Linked DNA regions of Homo sapiens: region 2 is linked to region 1. A link is a contact called in ENCODE Hi-C or POLR2A ChIA-PET data. All regions are on one chromosome and are shown on one strand. Each heading gives the region's core, a stretch centred on a gene start or an enhancer-like site at or near the end of the contact. The rest is flanking DNA. Distances are from core to core; before and after follow the strand shown. Region 1 has its middle 520 kb from the start of LINC02165. Region 2 overlaps CDH11 (cadherin 11).

Region 1 (3,389 bases), core at 620-3,119:
TTTGTCACGGCTCAATGCCTTATAATAGGCCAATGATAATTAAGCATTTTAATTTAATTTATTGGGAAATAAAAGATTCTTTTCTGCTAGAATTTCTAGGTATAGAATGACTTAATCTTGGAACTACGAGGGGAGAAGGATTTCAATATCAGAGATGGCCAGAGAAATAGAGAGAGATTCTGAATTCCATGATCACGTTCAAGGTACAACTGAAGATAGAGATCTATTCCTGAATATTTAGTTACATGACTAAACAAATCACTTTTCTGTTTAGACCACTTTCAGTTTGGTTTTCTGTTACATGCTAAATAAAAATACAGATGTTTATGACTAATATACATGCACAAGCAATTTCTTTTATATAAGAGCACTTTAAGTGACATGTGTATATAATTACTTATATAATTTCTACAGGAAACAAAGCTCTAAACAAATTGTAGAAAATGAATCTGTGCACTAAACGTGCTAACTAATTTGTCAAAGGCAAATTTTTTCTTTTTTTTCCAATTAAAAAAAAGTCTTGCTGTCTTCAAGAGCTACTTTCTTATAGGAAGAAAATCTAATCTATTTCACTGATTAATGAGACAGTGTATACATAGCACCCAGTACAGTGGTCTAGATTTTGTGCTAGACATTATGCCAGACCATTAATGAATGTCATCACTCCTTTCTTTTCCAGAATTCACAGGACATTCTCACCGTTGTTACCAAAGATTGTTCATTGAGAATAGAATCTAAGGTAGGTGGAGAAATTATATTGTGACTCTTGGTGAGTTCCTCAACTGCCCCTCTCACTCCCTCCTTTGGTGAAAATGGTGACTTACTGTGTGCCAGGAGATTGAAATTATCCTATTATATTCAGAATTTAAATAAAATTTGATATAAAAATTGCTGTGATTATTTTTTGTTCTCATCTTTGAATGCTGCAGCCAGGCTGAAAGCCCATGTGCCAAGTTTTCTGCCTGGAGGAAGATTGTGTGGCTGAGTTATAAATACATTGATGGATCCAGCTGGAACTGTCTCTTGTAATTTAATATGCAAAGAAATAATCTGAGTCATAGATGAAGACAAGCAGTTCCTTTTAGATAAGAGTGCTCTCTAAGTTTGGCTATGCAGATGACTTTCAAGAGACTTCTTCCAAAGAAGAACAAGAAATGGTCTCAGGACAAGTGGGGCAAAGCTTTGACCTTGAATCTAGCATTCAATTGCCTGTCCCGTCGTTCTTCCAAACATCAGCAAAGTGGCTTATGCCATCTAAATTCTCCTTCAGTAGGTTTTACATAAAAAGTCTGTTTTCCAATGTTGGAAACAAAATGGATTTTAATTTCTATAAAGTACACTTTTTAATATTCCTTCAAATTAAATAATATGTATGGGTAACTACTATGAATGAGATAACACGCTGAGCAGTGGAGGAGCAGGAAGACTAAGAAATAAAAATTGCAATTGGACCCTGCTCCTCGAAGTATAATGTTGAAATCACAATTTAACACATAGCCAGTTGAAATAGCTCTTAAAATATGCCTTTATTTTTTAAAATTTATAATATGATAATGCTATCATGTCAATAATAACATTAATAACTATTTAACAATTAATAATGATGCTATTAGTACTTTCTCAATAATAAGTGATTTCATTTGATAACATATGGAGACTGTTTCAGTTAACTATTGTTATCTAACAAGCCACTCCACAACTTAGTGGCTACGAACAGCAATTATTTATCATAAGTATGTGAAGTGGTTAAGAGATTCTCCACTATTTTTACCTGGATTCCTTCTTGCATTGCATTTATCAGCAGGATTGGCTGTCCTAGAAGCTGCCAGATCCTCTCATTTGCACGTCTGGTAGTTTGAGCTGACTGTCTGCTGAGGCACCTCCATTCTCCTCCACATGACCTCTCATTCTCCAGCAGACTAGATCAGTTTCCTCAAATGGCAGGCCCAGGGAAGTATTCCAAGAGGGTGAAAATGGAGCTTGCAAAGTGTATTTTGAAGTCAGGGAGTGTGACACCCCCTAGCTTTGTTATTTTTGCTCAGAATTATTTTGACTATTTGGGGTCTTTTGTGTTTCCATATGAATTGTAGGATTATTTTTTTCTAATTCTGTGAAGAATGTCATTGGTAATTTGATAGGAATTTCATCAAATCTGTAAATTGCTTTGGGAAGAATTGTCATTTTAACAATATTAATTCTACCAATCATGATCATGGAATCTTTTCATGGTTCTGTGCTCTCTTCAAATTATTGCATCGCTGTTTTATAGCTTTTCTTGTACAGATCTTTCACCTTTCTGGTTAAACTAATTCCTAGATATTTCATCTTTTTGACTCTATTATAAATGGGGTTGCTTTTTTGATTTCTTCTTCAGATTGTTCACTGTTGGCATGTCCAAATGCAACTGTTTTTTGTGTATTGATCTTGTATCCTGCAACTTTACTGATTTTTTTAATCAGTTCTAATAGTTTTTGGTAAAGTCTTTAAGTTTTTCTAAATATAAGATCATATCATCTGAAAACAGGGATAATGTAACTTCTTTCTTTTCAGTTTGGATGCTCCTTATTTTTTATTCTCTTGCCTAATTGCTCTGACTAAGACTTCCAGTATTATGTCAAACAAAAGTAAAACTAGGCATCCTTGTCTTGTTCCAGATCTTAGAGGAAAGGCTTTCATTTTATTTTCTTGTTCAGCATGGTGTTAGTTGTGGGGTTGTCATATATGGCCTCTTTTTTTTGAAGTATGTTCCTTCTATCCCAGTTTGTGGAGGAATTATTTTTTATCATGAATGGATGATTAATTTTATTAAATGCTTTTTCAGCATCTGTTGAAGACAGAGAGCAGATTGTTGGTTACCAGAAGTTAGGAAGGGTTGGGGTATGGGATAAAGAGAGGTTGATTAATGAGCACCAATACACAGATAGATAGAGGAAATAAGACCGAGTGTCTGATAGATCAGTAGGGTGACTACAGTTAACAATAATCTACTGCACCTTTCAAAATAGCTGGAAGAGAATAATTCAAATATTCCTAGCATAAAGAAAATATAAATATTTAAGGTGATGGATATTTCCAGTCACTCTGCTTTGATATTTACAATTCATATGAATGTATCAAAATATCACATGTACCCTCCAGATATGTATATGTATTATATATCACCTTAAAATTTAAAAAAAAATCCTGAAAAAAAGTAGAGAAATACAGATGGTAAACATGAGAAAGCTAAGGCTCAGAATGATTAAGCAATAGCATGAATAGTAAATAGCAGAGTGAAGAGTCAAACATAGATAACCATGAGACAAATGATTTTGACTTTTCCATGGTATCACACTGTTTTTGGTGTAAGCAATTTTGCCTCCAAGAGATTGTGTTATCTTTTATCATTC
Region 2 (3,673 bases), core at 592-3,091, 820 kb after region 1:
GAAACGGAAAAATAGTTTTACAATACCAAATGACTGAATCATCGAAGTGTCAAATTAAATATTGATACCATCAATTTGAGTCTAAAATACTTTCTTGGGTTAACAGAACCCAGGAAGAAAGGTAAGCAACTACCAATCCCATAGCACAAACCTTAGAAGGTTCTCCCTGGAAGCCCCTTTCATTTCACCCAGTTTATTCCTCCAACACACATCAGTTGACCACCAATTGCACCATAGGACTGTGCTGGGGACCAGGGACACGGTGATGAACAAGATTAGAACCTTGCCCCTCATGAGCTTGCATTGTATCTAATTTTGGCTGCTCTGACCTCAAACCTGGATAGAATTTCCCAGGAGAACTCTTGAGATTTGCCATCTGACTCAGAATAAATTAGCCAATAACCCCATCAGCCTGTAGATCAGAGCTGCTGAGTATAAGTCCAGACCCTGCCACTGTACGATTGTGGCAAATCCCTTTGCACTCAGAGCCTCACTTTCCCCATCTGAACAATCAAGAGGTAAGTAAGTTTAATATCTTAGAAAGCTAGAAGCTCCGTTATTTTATGGGGCAACAAATTCATTTGTCCCCAGGATATTCAGACACCTCACACTAAACCAAAAGCCACGGAACATGGAGAGAACATAGGACACTCCTCATGTCCACAAAAGCAAACACCTATCCAGTAGGAGAGTGAAGGAAGGAATGCAGGGAGCTGGTGACTATAATCTCCATGGGGCAAGTTTTGGAGTCTGACAATCCAGGGTTCAAATCCTGCCTCTACCCTGTAATTGAACGTGTGACTTTGAGTGAATGGCTCGACTCAACTGTACAAGTTTCAGTCTCCACATCTGCAAAGTGGTATCTCTAATGACAAACTCACAGCATTGCCCTGAAGATTAAAGAAGGGGTATACATAAGGCACTTGGCACCACCCCACACATGCCATGGGTGAGCAATAAATTTTACCCAAATTAATGTGAATTAACAGAAATATTATTATGCATTGGAAACCCCTGCTAAGACTGAATCTTGTTCACTTTCCTAGTGCCAGCACCTGGTATAGGTCAGTCACACAGAAGGTGCTCAGTAAATAAATAAATGTTAACTCTGATTAACTCATACTGATTAGAAACTCTGATTGGAAAATAGGTACAAATGAATAACTAAAAATAGGAAAAGGAATTGCTTGTTACTTTATAAACACAATTTGTTCAGGGAGAGTATTTTTCAAAATGCAAGGCAAAATGGTGATGACAAGGTCACAGACTCTGGGAGACGCTGAAAAAAACCAACCTCCCACATGGCTTGTGAGATCAGCAGAGGCAAGAGCCAAATGCATGAGTCATGCCCAGCAATTCTGAGGCAGGGACCAATCAGAGGTATGTGCTGTCCTCGTCACTGTCCGACTGAACTCTTCATTCATTGAACAAACAGTTCAAAAGGTCCTTTGAGGAACTCCCTGGTGCCCTTTGGCAGAAGAGTGGCCACAGAGCTGACACCTCGAGCAGAAAATGTGAGAACCTATGCTCAAGAGAAAGTGGTCCCAGTGGAAAATGAAAGGAGGTCAAGGCAGGGAAACCAGCAAGCCCGTTAACGATTCCATACAATGCCACAGAAGTGTTTTCCAAAAGCAGAGTCCCCACATAGCAACGGAAAATGCCAGCTTAATTTAGGCAGCTGCACAACACACACGCACACACACAAACGCGTGCATACACACATGCATGTATAAATATATGCACATACACCCCCATGCGCAAACTCCAAAAAGGGAGAAACGACTCTAAAATAGCAGAGTCCACTTTGAATCACAGTGAACAAACGGTTATGATCCATTTATGGTGATGAGTAAGGGGTTACGTAGTGGCTCTCTGTAACTAGGTCAGGCACCAATTGGTAGTCAGCTCCACAGACCCAGGAAGATTTAATGAGGAGGGGACCAGACAAAGACAGAAGATGGAAATAGTGCCCCAAGCGCGTGTCCCCAGACACCACAATCTGGCGATGGGATCCAGTCCATGCTATTTCTCTCAAAGATAGACCGGAACAAACTTTTGGAAACTCCTGACATGCGGATCAACAGTCCAGGCCAAGCCGTTGAGCCATGGCTCTGGCAGCAGCAACCAGGCTGGAATAAAAACAAACTCTGAATCAAAGGAAGATCGTGACCCGAGCCGAAAGTACAGAAAGAGCAAAGGCATACAGAGGCGGCAGCTGTTACAGCAGGGACAAGACATAAATAAAACGGCACTGCCAGCCTCAAGCTTGTGTCCACAAAAGCCAATCCCCTTTGCTGGGATCTATGCGCCACCGTTCCCGTCCCTCGTCCCTGCTGGGTAGTAGTAACTGGCACCTGCATTCAGGCTGGCAGATGGAGAGGCCAGGCTTATTGATTCCAGTGCCTACTCACTCCACCATCACGAAGGTCATGGTGCAGCAGCTAGCCGCCGAGGGACTTCCTTGACAGGCAGATTCCAGCCTTGGCAATGCCAGGAGGCACCTTCTCTCTTCAATCTCGGGACACCTCATGTGGGGAGACCAAGGGCCACAGGACCGTGAGAGGGCTCAGCCCAGCTTTGTTCTGGACAGACGGAGAGGCGGCTCCTGATCCCTGGCACTGCCAGCAGCCCTGTGAATGAGCCACTGTGGTAAGACACACACCCACTGCTAATGAGACCCACACAGACACAAGCAAGAAAGACAAGTGCAGTGGTTGCTACAAAACAGGCAGAGAAGAAGCCAAGTCCGGCAGAGGCAGGATCACATTGTGCCCACCAGGCTCATGGTACCCCCAGCCCACGGCAGGGTCCCAATCCAAAAGGGAGGACCTCGAACTATTTGTCTTCCCTTGAACTAACAGCATCTTCTTGTCCAATTTTTTTTTTAAATTGGCAGCCAAAATTTTATGGATATTTTTAAAAAGTAAATGACATCATCTATCTATTACTCTTATTGTTTTAGGGAGCATTTTTAACTTAAAAACCTAAAGGGGTAGATTTTTCAGAATGGAAACACACTTGGCAGTGAAATACTTGTATATTGAAGAAAAGGATGCATGAAATTGCTTTAGAACTTTAAAAACAATTTAAATTTATTTTACACTATTGTATTGTATATTGTAAAGTAGTAAAGAGTGGGCTCTGGGCAAGTTGCCTGATCCAACTTGTTCTAGTCACTAGCTGGATAGCCTTAAACCAGCTACTCAACCTCTGCATACCTCCATCACCTCACTGCTAAAATGGAGATTAGGGTGTGCCTCCCATGTGGGGTTTCCTATAAAAATTAAATAAGTTAATTCATGCAATGCACTCAGCACAGAGCAAGCTCTTAATAAAGGCTACCTACCTTGATCATTATCATCATCATTAGTGTGATCTATGTTGGCCATTTGAACTGACCTTGCAGAATAAATGCTTAGGTTACAATGCTACATTTTTTTGTGTCTAACCACAGTTATTGAAAATCCAATAATATATAAGTATGTGGACCAAAATGGAAACAACTCAATGTAATTTCACTTGCTGAAAATTCAGAATATTTAGAGAAAACAAGAAACCTAGACCCCATAAGCTTCCCCTGCCCTCTCCCCCAAAAATCCAGAAGGGAGAAGACTGCAATTGTCCAGTTCCATTTTTATTTAATTAATTAATTAGTTTATTTTTTTACTTGAGA

What was found. A loop is a pair of places that touch in the nucleus more often than their neighbours do. ChIA-PET counts read pairs that join two places held with the same protein, here RNA polymerase II (POLR2A). Pooled maps may share reads with other maps.
Region 2: a map of gastrocnemius medialis shows a loop between it and region 1 (5-fold over the local background). The contact joins two enhancer-like sites. A Hi-C loop is called at or near these places in 1 of 168 maps with a recorded cell type or tissue (gastrocnemius medialis) and 2 of 50 pooled maps. POLR2A ChIA-PET finds 5 or more read pairs at or near these places in 1 of 52 experiments (Panc1).

Annotation. Positions count from the first base shown.
Region 1 is chr16:64,250,047-64,253,435 of GRCh38, forward strand. No RefSeq gene overlaps it. Among named protein-coding and RNA genes, the nearest start is that of LINC02165, 520 kb to the left of the region's middle. Within about 2 kb of position 1,870, at least 2 of the 41 ENCODE cell types and tissues checked have a DNase peak (open chromatin) inside an H3K27ac peak, as active enhancers do; they include gastrocnemius medialis, where a contact is called at or near this core.
Region 2 is chr16:65,069,635-65,073,307 of GRCh38, forward strand. All of the region lies in intron 1 of CDH11 (cadherin 11), which reads right to left. Among named protein-coding and RNA genes, the nearest start is that of CDH11, 51 kb to the right of the region's middle. RefSeq lists an enhancer at 2,036-2,954. Within about 2 kb of position 1,842, at least 17 of the 41 ENCODE cell types and tissues checked have a DNase peak (open chromatin) inside an H3K27ac peak, as active enhancers do; they include gastrocnemius medialis, where a contact is called at or near this core.